Regions from separate parts of the Homo sapiens genome. Here regions 1 and 2 are each linked to region 3. The links are chromatin contacts, found by Hi-C or POLR2A ChIA-PET in ENCODE. All regions are on one chromosome and are shown on one strand. The core of a region is the stretch at or near the end of the contact, and the rest is flanking DNA. Distances in the headings are between cores, read along the strand shown.

What was found. Hi-C counts contacts between places; a loop is a spot of excess contacts on that map. ChIA-PET counts read pairs that join two places held with the same protein, here RNA polymerase II (POLR2A). Pooled maps may share reads with other maps.
Region 1: a pooled map shows a loop between it and region 3 (2.3-fold over the local background). The contact joins the promoter of NLRP7 here to the promoter of GP6-AS1 in region 3. A Hi-C loop is called at or near these places in 1 of 168 maps with a recorded cell type or tissue (OCI-LY7), 6 of 37 single-sample maps with no recorded cell type and 6 of 50 pooled maps. POLR2A ChIA-PET finds 5 or more read pairs at or near these places in 6 of 52 experiments (H1, K562, WTC11 and 1 more).
Region 2: a loop to region 3 is called in a map with no recorded cell type, with 2.8 times the contacts of the local background. The contact joins the promoter of NLRP2 here to the promoter of GP6-AS1 in region 3. A Hi-C loop is called at or near these places in 4 of 37 single-sample maps with no recorded cell type and 8 of 50 pooled maps. POLR2A ChIA-PET finds 5 or more read pairs at or near these places in 9 of 52 experiments (B cell, HEK293, K562 and 6 more).

The regions. Positions count from the first base shown.
Region 1 is chr19:54,945,270-54,949,174 of GRCh38, forward strand. It overlaps NLRP7 (NLR family pyrin domain containing 7), which reads right to left and starts at 2,261. Exons shown (of 11, transcript NM_001127255.2): 1 at 2,200-2,261.
Region 2 is chr19:54,964,737-54,968,304 of GRCh38, forward strand. NLRP2 (NLR family pyrin domain containing 2) reads left to right here and starts at 1,638. Exons shown (of 13, transcript NM_017852.5): 1 at 1,638-1,731. It also overlaps a transcript of NLRP7 not described here.
Region 3 is chr19:55,004,388-55,008,208 of GRCh38, forward strand. It overlaps GP6-AS1 (GP6 antisense RNA 1), which reads left to right and starts at 1,840. Exons shown (of 3, transcript XR_001754013.3): 1 at 1,840-1,902; 2 at 2,030-2,077.

The sequences.
Region 1 (3,905 bases), core at 1,011-3,510, 59 kb before region 3:
AATTCAGGGTTTTTTTTTTCTTTTTCAGAAAGTCTTGCTCTGTCGCCCAGGCTGGAGTGCAATGGTGCGAGGCTTACCACAACCTCCTCTTCCCGGGTTCAAGCGATTCTCCTGCCTCGGCCTCCCAAGTAGCTGGGATTACAGGTATGCCCCACCACACCTAATTTTTTTTGTATTTTTAGTACAAACGGGGTTTCACCATGTTGGCCAGGCTGGTCTTGAACTCCTGACCTCAGGTGATCTGCCCACCTCAGCCTCCCAAAGTGCTGGGATTACAGGTATGAGCCACCAGGCCTGGCCAAGTATTTTTTTTCCCAAGTACATTTTTTTCTTTTTTTCTTTTTTTTGAGATGGAGTCTCCCTCTGTTGCCCAGGCTGGAGTGCAGTGGCACAATCTCGACTCACTGCAACCTCCACCTCCCAGGTTCAAGTGATTCTAGTGCCTCAGCCTCTCAAGAAGCTGGGATTACAGGCGCACCGCATCACGCCGGGCTAGTTTTTGTATTTTTAGTAGAGACAGGGTTTCTTGTTTTTTTCTGAGATGGAGTCTTGCTCTGTCACCCAGGCTGGAGTGCAGTGGCGCGATCTGGGCTCACTGCAAGCTCCGCCTCCCAGGTTCACGCCATTCTCCTGCCTCAGCCTCCCAAGTAGCTGGGACTACAGGCGCCCGCCACTATGCCCAGCTAATTTTTTTTGTATTTTTAGTAGAGATGGGGTTTCACCGTGTTAGCCAGGATGGTCTCGATCTTCTGACCTCGTGATCCGCCCGCCTCGGCCTCCCATAGTGCTGGGATTACAGGCGTGAGCCACCGCGCCCGGCCGAGACAGGGTTTCTCTATGTTGGCCAGGCTGGCCTCGAACTCCTGACCTCAGCTGATCCACCCGCCTCGGCCTCCCAAAGTGCTGGGATCACAGGCGTGAGCCACCGCATCTGGCCATTTACATTTTTTTTTTTTTTTGATGCAGCATTTCACTCTGGTTGCCCAGGCTGGAGTGCAGTGGCGCAATCTCAGCTCACCGCAACCTCCGCCTCCCGGGTTCAAGTGATTCTCCTGCCTCAGCCTCCCGAGTAGCTGGGATTACAGGCATGTGCCACCACGCCCAGCTAATTTTGTATTTTTAGTAGAGATGGGGTTTCTCCATGTTGGTCAGGCTGGTCTCAAACTCCCGGCCTCAGGTGATCTGAAAGTGCTGGGATTACAGGCGTGAGCCACCGCGCCCAGCCTACTTTTTTTTTTTTTTAAACAGGGTCTTCATCTCATCCAGGCTGGAGTGCAGTGGCTCAATCACACCTCATTGCAGCCCCCACCTCCTGGCTCAGGTGATCCTCCCACCTCACCCCACAAGTAGCTTGGACACAGCACAAGGTCTGGCCTTCTTTGTTTTTTGAGACGGAGTCGCACTCTGTCTCCCAGGCTGGAGTGCAGTGGCGCGATCTCAGCTCATTGCAACCTCCCCCTCCTAGGTTTAAGCTATTCTCCTGCCTCAACCTTCCAAGTAACTGGGATTACAGGCATGCACCACCACACCTGGCTAATTTTTGTGTTTTTAGTAGAGACAGGGTTTCACCATTTTGGGCAGGCTGGTCTCAAACTTCTGGCCTCAAGTGATCCACCCGCCTCGGCCTCCCAAAGTGTTGGGATAACAGGCATGAACCACTGTGCCTGGCCTTATATTTTTTTGTAATGACAGAGTTTTACCATGTTGCCCAGGCTAGTCTCAATCTCCTGAACTCCTCTAAACTATATTTGAATAGAAGTCCTTAAGACATTAGGCCAGGCGTGGTGGCTCACACCTGGAATCCCAGCACTTTGGGAGGCCGAGGCAGACAGATTACCTAAAGTCAGGAGTTCAAGACCAGCCTGGCCAACATGGTGAGACCCCGTCTCTACTAAAAATACAAAAATTAGCTGGGCATGGTGGCACGTGCCTGTAGTCCCAGCTACTCAGGAGGCTGAGGCAGGAGAATGGCGGGTGAACCCAGGAGGCGGAGTTTGCAGCGAACCAAGATCACGCCACTGCACTCCAGCCTGGGCGACAGAGGGAGACTCCGTCTCAAAAAAAAAAAAATCAAAGATCCTTCCAGCATCCTCGCACCAACCATTAAGGCTTGGGAAGGGCTATGGTGGAAACTCAACCAATAGCTTCTTCTCCCTTAAACGAGAAGACAAAGAAATCGATGCAAGAACCAGCACTCACCTCCCTCAGGTCAGGTCTTGCTTCCAGCCTGTGTTTCCTGCAAAGGAAACGGATAAAAAGGGGAGGTCTCTGGCCCTTGGTACGCTAGGTGGAGAGACAGCTTTCCCGCCCAGGGTGGAACCGCCCCACTGAGATTAACATTGGGTGGCTCCCAACCACTGACCTCAGGCTCACCTTGACATCACCTGGGCCCCATCCTCAGGGATTTGGCTGTAATTGGGCTTCAGTGGGCTTTGGAGAATTACGGCTTGCTGAATCTCCCCAGGTGAGATTAATGTGCAATTCCCTTCCTAGACCACCCGGGCCAGGTGTGATAGGCGACAGAACAGGAAATACACATTTTGGGTTTTGCAGGGTACCTGGCTCCCAGCTTTAAAAACTCTTGTAGAGAAAAAAAATTAAACAAAAATAAATAAAAATTAAAAAAAAAGAGGACAAAAACTCCCGTGACTTCCTAAGTTACAAATACAATAAGTCTACTTTGTGGCCAACTGTGGTGCCTCCTGCCTATAAATCCCAGCAGGCTGAGAGGCCTAGGCCAGTGGATCCCTAGGGGCCAGGAGTTTGATACCAGCCTAGGCAACATAGCAAGATGCCATCTCTTCAAAAATATTTAATAATTAGCCATGCATAGGCTGGGCGTGGTAGCTCATGCCTGTAGTCCCAGCAATTTGGGAAGCCGAGGCGGGTGGATCACCTGAGGTCAGGAGTTGGAGACCAGACTGGCCAACGTGGTGAAACTCTGTCTCTACTAAACATACAAAAAATTAGCCAGGTGTGGTGGCAGGTGCCTGTAATCCCAGCTACTCGGGAGGCTGAGACAGGACAATCACTTGAACTAGGGAGGTGGAGGGTGAGTGAGGCACGATCACGCCATTGCACTCCAGCCTGGGTGACAAGAGCAAGACTGTCTCAAAAACAAAAACAAAAAAATTAGCCATACATGATGGGCTGCACCTGTAATCCCAGCTATTCAGGAGGCTGAGGTGGGAGGATCACCTGAGCTCAGGAGTTTGAGGCTGCAGTGAGCTGTGACTGGCCATCTCACTCCAGCCTAGGCCACAGAGTGAGACCCAGTCTCAAAAAAATAAATAGATAACTGATATTTAATTTTTTTTTTTGGATGGAGTCTTGCTCTGTGGCCCAGGCTGGAGTGCAGTGGTGCAATCTCCATTCTTGCAACCTCTGCCTTCCAGGTTCAAGCAATTCTGATGCCTCAGCTTCCCAAGTAGCTGGGACTGCAGGCACATGCCACCATGCCCAACTAATTTTTTGTATTTTTAGTAGAGACAGGGTTTCACCATATTGGTCAGGCTGGTCTCAAACTCCTGATGTCAGGTGATTACAGGCATGAGCCACCGCACCTGGCCTAAAATTGTTTTTAAATAAAACAGTGTATGTTGTGGAAAGCATTCAGCACAGAATTTTGGTAGTTTAAACTGTTAATTTAATGGAAGCAAATGGTCCCACAAATGAAGATGTATATATCAGTTGCAGCATGCCATCTATAGAAATAGGCACTATGGAGGCCTGGCATGGTGGCTCACACCTGTAATCCCTGCACTTTGGAAGGCTGAGGCAGGTGGATCATCTGAGGTCAGCAGTTCGAGACCAACCTGGGCAACATGGCAAAAAACCCCTGGCTACTAAAAATAAAGAATTAGCCAGGCATGGTGGTGTGCACCTGTAATCCCAGCTACTCAGGA
Region 2 (3,568 bases), core at 388-2,887, 40 kb before region 3:
AATCACTTGAAGCCGGCAGGCGGAGGCTGCGGGGAGCCGAGATCGTGCCGTTGCACTCCAGCCTGGGGAACAGAGCAAGACTCCATTAAAAATAAAATAATAATAATACTGTGAATGTGAAACTGATGAACTTGGTGCTTTTCATGCGTCTCATAGTTGACGTGTCATTGATATTTCACTTGAAATACGGTTGGATTTTTATTAATAATATACCTGGGGTGATGGGAGAAGGTAGCCAATCACAGCTGAGGCTTCTAAGCGGTGATTCTCAGCCTCGGCCGCAATCACAATTATCTGGGACTCTCGAAAGAACTCCAGGGTCTGGGCAGTCCCAGTGTAACCAATCAAGCAGAATCTCTAGGCGTTCGTGCTTTGAAATGAGGCTCCACATAGGTAAGTTTAACAGGCAGTCAAGATGGAGGACCACAGGTGGAGATCGGGAAGCTCAGGTGAAGGACCGCCCCCCAACACCCCCCGCCCCCAAAAGACCTCTCAGTAATTCCGGTGGATACAGGAAGTGCTCAGCAACGATTACGCCCCGAGGGCCAATCACAGGGCTGCGGCCGAGAAAGAAGCCTTAATAGAGCTTTCTCAACCTGCAGCCCTCATCTCCGCCGGCGAGTAGGGCCAGGTGTTGGGAGGTGAGTAGCTCTCCGGCAGCTCTGCAACTTCATTTCTTTATTTCTCCATTCCACAGTTGGTAAAATTTCTCCTTTTATTTCATATATTTTTTTTCTGAGACGGAGTCTCGCTCTGTCGCCCAGGCTGGAGTGCAGTGGCGCGATCTCTGCTCACTGCAAGCTCCGCCTCCCGGGTTCACGCCATTCTCCTGCCTCAGCCTCCCGAGTAGCTGGGACTACAGGCGCCCGCCACCACGCCCGGCTAATTTTTTGTATTTTTAGTAGGTGGCTCACGCCTGTAATCCCAGCACTTTAGGAGGCTGAGGCTGGCAGATCACCTGAGGTCGGGAGTTTGAGACCAGCCTGGCCAGCATGGCAAAACCCCGTCTCTATTGAAAAAAATACAAAAATTAACCAGGCGTTGTGGCGCATGCTTGTAATCTCAGCTACTCGGGAGGCTGAGGCAGGGGAATCACTTGAAGCCGGCAGGCGGAGGCTGCGGGGAGCCGAGATCGTGCCGTTGCACTCCAGCCTGGGGAACAGAGCAAGACTCCATTAAAAATAAAATAATAATAATACTGTGAATGTGAAACTGATGAACTTGGTGCTTTTCATGCGTCTCATAGTTGACGTGTCATTGATATTTCACTTGAAATACGGTTGGATTTTTATTAATAATATACCTGGGGTGATGGGAGAAGGTAGCCAATCACAGCTGAGGCTTCTAAGCGGTGATTCTCAGCCTCGGCCGCAATCACAGTTATCTGGGACTCTCGAAAGAACTCCAGGGTCTGGGCAGTCCCAGTGTAACCAATCAAGCAGAATCTCTAGGCGTTCGTGCTTTGAAATGAGGCTCCACATAGGTAAGTTTAACAGGCAGTCAAGATGGAGGACCACAGGTGGAGATCCGGAAGCTCAGGTGAAGGACCGCCCCCCAACACCCCCCGCCCCCAAAAGACCTCTCAGTAATTCCGGTGGATACAGGAAGTGCTCAGCAACGATTACGCCCCGAGGGCCAATCACAGGGCTGCGGCCGAGAGAGAAGCCTTATTAGAGCTTTCTCAACCTGCAGCCCTCATCTCCGCCGGCGAGTAGGGCCAGGTGTTGGGAGGTGAGTAGCTCTCCGGCAGCTCTGCAACTTCATTTCTTTATTTCTCCATTCCACAGTTGGTAAAATTTCTCCTTTTATTTCATATATTTTTTTTCTGAGACGGAGTCTCGCTCTGTCGCCCAGGCTGGAGTGCGGTGGCGCGATCTCGGCTCACTGCAAGCTCCGCCTCCCGGGTTCAGGCCATTCTCCTGCCTCAGCCTCCCGAGTAGCTGAGACTACAGGCACCTGCCACTATGCCCAGCTAATTTTTTTGTATTTTTAGTAGAGACGGGGTTTCACCATGTTGGCCAGGCTGGTCTCAGTCCGCCTCGGCCTCCCAAGGTGCCGGGATTACAGGCGTGAGCCACCGCGCCCAGCCTTTTTTTTTTTTTTTTTTTTTTTTTTCTTCTCTTTTTTGAGGGTCTTACTCTGTTTCCCAGGCTGGAGCGCTGTGGCAGGATCTCGGCTCACTGAACCCTTGACCTCTCAGGTTCAAGCAGTCCTCACGCCTCAGCCTTTGAAGTAGCTGGGACCGTGGGAGGGTGCCACCACATCTGTTCTGGCTAATAATATTATTATTACCACTGTTTGCAGAGACTCACTAGATGTAGGGTCTTAATATGTTGCCGAAGCTGGTCTCTAACTCCTGGGCTCAAGCGATCTTCCTGCCTCAGACTCCCAAAATTCTGGGATTATAGGCAGGTGCCACCGCGCCCGGCCTAAATCTTTTCTTCTGTTAGAAATTAAGTGGTTCTGCCTGTCTCAGTGGCTCACGCCTGTAATCGCAGCGCTTTGGGAGGCCGAGGCGGGAGGATCACCTGAGGTCGGGAGTTCGAGACCAGCCTGACCAACATGTAGAAACCCCATCTCTACTAAAAATATAAAATTAGGTGGGCGTGGTAGCGCATACTTGTAATCCTAGCTACTCAGGAGGCTGAGGCAGGAGAATCACTTGAACCCGGGAAGCGGAGGTTGCGGGGAGCCTAGATCATACCATTGCTCTCCAGCCTGCGCAGCAAGAGAGAAACTGTCTCAAAAAATAAAATAAAATAAAATTCAGTGGTTCTGACTGGGGAAAGAGTAGCAGATGCTTAGATCTAGAGAGACTCTAGTTAAGGTTGGCTCATAAGAGGATAGTTGTGTGTGCTTTTATTTCTGTTCTCTTGGGGGATTTAGGATAGAGCTATAGAGAGCTCCAAAAAAAAAAATATATTGGAACAGGTCAGATGCTGTGGTTGCTGTGTGTGGAGTCCTGGGCAGTGCTAAGGTTTTGTGTCTAATGAGTCCTCTTAACAAGAAGGTATTGTTTTTTATTCACTGAGGTGAGGGAGCCTCTTAGCATCATTCTAGTCCAGCTTCCGGACCTGAGTCTTATGCAAATACCTATGCCAGTTGCCATTCTCACGCTATTCACAGCTATCATATAAAGAGGTGTTATACCCTTTCTGTAAAGTTTTTGTTGCTACTGCTATTTTTTTTTTTTTTTTTTTGAGACAAAGTCTAGCTCTGTTTCCCAGGCTGGAGTACAGTGGCGCTATCTCAGCTCACTGCAACTTCCACCTCCCAGGTTCAAGCAATTCTCGTGCCTCAGCCTTCTAAGTAGCTGGGACTACAGCCGCCTGTCACCAACCTGGCTAATTTTCGTATTTTTAGTCGATATAGGGTTTCACTATGTTGGCCAGGCTGGTCTCAAGCTCCAGACCTCAGGTGATCCTCCCACCTTGGACTCCCAAAGTGCTGTGATTACAGGCGTGAGCCACCGCACCCGGCCCTGTTGTTTTTAAAATAGAGACAGGGTCTTAAGTTGCCAGGCTGGTCTGGAACTTCTGGACTGGAGTGATCACCCACCTGAGCTTCC
Region 3 (3,821 bases), core at 590-3,089:
CTTGCTCTGGATCTCATCACATTGATGATCAAGAACAAAGTATTCACTGGGTTCTCTGCTAAGGATACAAAAAAAACCATTCCACAATTCCACGGCCATGTTTGCACCCAGGAACCACGAGGGCTGGGTTAGCCCAGATGGTGGGCTTGGGAAATGTTCCTGGAGCAAAAAAAAGAGCCAGAAGTCATGAGAGCCTGACCCCCTCCCCCAACGCGCACACACACACACCACTCTCTACCTCCAAGCCTCATTTTCAGGCTTCTCAAAGCTAAGGTCACTCCCATGAGCTAAGCCGCGCTTTTCTCAATCCTCAGCTCTTCCACAAGAATAGGAAGAACTCTCTCCTGTTCAAGATCCTGTGGCTCAGCTGCAGCTCTGGAAGAAAGACCCCGGTGAGGGTCTTGCTTTTCACAATCCCCAATCCCAGACCACATCCTGTGCCCCAAAACAACTTCCATGGTAACCACATCCTTCAGGAAGTGAAGTCAGGCAGGAAGTCAAGTCAGAAGACGGAATGGGCTGGGCATGGTGGATCGCACCTGTAATCCCAGCACTTTGGGAGGCAGAGGCAGGTGGATCACATGAGGTCAGGAGTTTGAGACCAGCCTGGCCAACATGGTGAAACCCTGTCTCTACTAAAAATACCAAAAGTAGCCAGGCTTGGTGGTGCATGCCTGTAATCCCAGCTACTCTGGAGGCTGAGGCAGGAGAATCGCTTAAACCCGGAAGGCGGAGGTTGCAATGAGCCGAGATCGCACCATTGCACTCCAGCCCGGGGGACAGAAAAAAAAATGTAGCTGAGCATGGTAGTGCACGTCTGTGATCTCAGCTACTTGGGAGTCTGAGGCAGGAGAATCACTTGAACCCAGGCGGTGGAGGTTGCAGTGAGCCAAGATTGTAATAGTCCAATGTGTTCACCTTGCCCACTGCCTAGACAGAGCTGATTCGTCAAGACAGGGAATCGCAATAGAGAATAATTCATGCAGAGCTGGCTCTACGAGAGACCAGAGTTTTATTATTATTCAAATCAGTGTCTCCCAGCATTCAGGAAGCGTTTTTAAGGATAACTTGGTGGGTGGGTGGGAAGCCAGTGAGCCAGGAGTGCTGTTTGGTCAGGGATGAAATCGTGGGAGCCAAAGCTATCTTCTTGCACTCAGTTCCTGAGTGGAGGCCAAAAGATAAGATGGGCCAGTTTATTGATATGGGTGGTGCCAGCTGATCCATCAAGTACAGGGTCTGCAAGTTAAACGCTGATCTTAGAAGCAGTTTAGGGAGGGTCACAATCTTGTAGCCTCCAGCTGCATGACTCCTAAGTCATAATTTCTAATCTCGTGGCTAATGTTCGTCCTACAGGGCCAATCTAGTCCCCAGGCAACAAAGAGGTGTGCTTTGGAAAAGGGCTATCATCTTTGTTTAAACTATAAGTTTCTCCCAAAGTTCAGCCTATGCCCAGGAATGAAAAAGGACAGCTTGGAGGTTAGAAGCAAAATGGAGTCAGTTAAATCTCTTTCACTGTCTCAGTCATAATTTTGGAAAGGTGGTTTCAAGCTGGCACAACTGCACTCCACCCTAGGAGACAGAGCGAGACCCTGTCAAAAAAAAAAAAAAAAAACAAGAAGTGAAGTCAAGATAGGAGGTAAATTCGGAAGACAGGAAGTGGTGGTAGAAGACAAGAAGTGAAGTCATACAGGAAGTAAAGTCAGAAGACAGGAAGTGAAGTAAGAAGACAGGAAGTGGTTGTAGAAGACAGGAAGTGAGGTCATACAGGAAGTAAAATCAGAAGACAGGAAGTGACGTCAAACCAGGATTTGCAGTCGGAGGCAGGCAAGAAGTGAAATCAGAAGACGGGAAGTGGCTGAGGGGAACGTCTTTTCTCTCTCCTGCTCAGCCCGAAGTGAACAGGTAGCATCAGGTGTGCCATTTCAGTGACTGGGCACAGCCCAGGCACCCACATCTCTCTGCAGCGCCTATTCTTGGAACACCAGAGACCTCTACACTATTTTCTGTTGCTTTTTTCCTTCATTTTCAGAGATGAGATCCTGGATTGAATGACTACTATGGAAAGTGATTGACCAAGGTAAGTCACAACTATCTTGTTCTTTAATTTTGGTGTTGTTTGTTATGACTTGTTAGCCGTCTAGCACTCATAGCTTTGCATTTCCACTCTGCATTACTTGTATTTTTATTATTTTGTGATATTCGTAATAATTTATTATAAAACTGTGTTATTTTTGGATATTTTTAAGTTAAAATGCGATTTTTTAACTAAGTGGCAGTATGCAAAGCAAGTGGTTCAGAACTCTCCCCCATTAATAAGTCTTCTCTCCTGAAAGAAACAATTTTGAGACTTCCTGTTCTTAATTCTGTTTAACAGCATACTTCTAAAAGAAAAAGTGTATACTGTTATTATTTATTGTGTTACAAAAATATACACGCACCTTTCATGCACGTCCGTGTGAAGAGACCACCAAACAGGCTTTGTGTGAGCAATAAAGCTTTTAATCACCTGGGTGCAGGTGGGCTGAGTCTGACAAGAGAGTCAGCGAAGGGGGATAGGGGTGGGGCCGTTTTATAGGATGTGGGTAGGTAAAGGAAAATTACAGTCAAAGGGGGGTTGTTCTCTGGCGGGCAGAGTCGGGGTCATAAGGTGCTCAGTAGGGGAGCTTTTGAGCCAGGATGAGCCAGGAGAAGGAATTTCACAAGACAATGTCATCAGTTAAGGCAGGAACAGGCCATTTTCGCTTCTTTTGTGGTGGAATGTCATCAGTTAAGGCACGAACCGGCCATCTGGATGTGTACGTGCAGGTCACAGGGGATATGATGGCTTAGCTTGGGCTCAGAGGCCTGACATTCCTGTCTTCTTATATTAATAAGAAAAATAAAATGAAATAGGGGTAAAGTGTTGGGACAGCAAAAATTTTTGGGGGTGGTATGGAGAGATAATGGGTGATGTTTCTCAAGGCTGCTTTGAGCAGGATTAGGGGCGGCGTGGGAACCTAAAGTGGGAGCGATTAAGCTGAAGGAAGATTTTGTGGTAAGGGGTGACATTGTGGGATTGTTAAAAGAAACATTTGTCATTTAGAATTATTGGTGATGGCCTGGATACAGTTTTGTATGAATTGAAAAACTAAAGGGAATAAGGAAAGGAGAAAAACAGGTATTAAAGGTCTAAGAATTGGGACGACTCAGGACATCTAATTAGAAAGTGCCTAAGGAGGTTCAGCATAGCCTTGCCAGCAAAGATTATTTATTTATTTTAAGAGTTAACAGTGGCGGTATGGGGATAGTACCAGGAGATACCAGCTGTGCTGGCTTGGAGAAACAGTGTAAACTGGCAGTGTAAACAAGAGCAGGGCATGTGTGAGTAGTTGAGAACGGTGAATAGGAGTATGACTAGACAGAAGATAGTAGGGATGACAAGTTTTTTGGGGCACAATCTAAGTTGGTCTGGTGTCTGGAATGAGACTGGGGCCTAATAAAAAGGAGTGTCTACACAGGAGCTTAAATGGGCTGTATCTTGTAGCATTCCAAGGACAGGCCTGAATTCTGGAAGCGAAAATGGTAAAAGTATTGTCCAGTCCTTTTTAAGTTGGTGGCTGAGCTTGGTGAGGTGTGTTTTTAATAGACCATTAGTCTGTCACTGAATACTAAGAGCCTGAAAAAATGCTTGGCTGATTTGACTAATAAAGGCTGGTCTGTTAGCAGACTGTATAGAGGTGGGAAGGCTGAACTGAGGAATTTTGTCTGACAGAAGGGAATGACAAGGCTAAACTGAAGAATTATGTCTGACAGAAGGGAAGAAATGACTGCGGTGGCCTTCT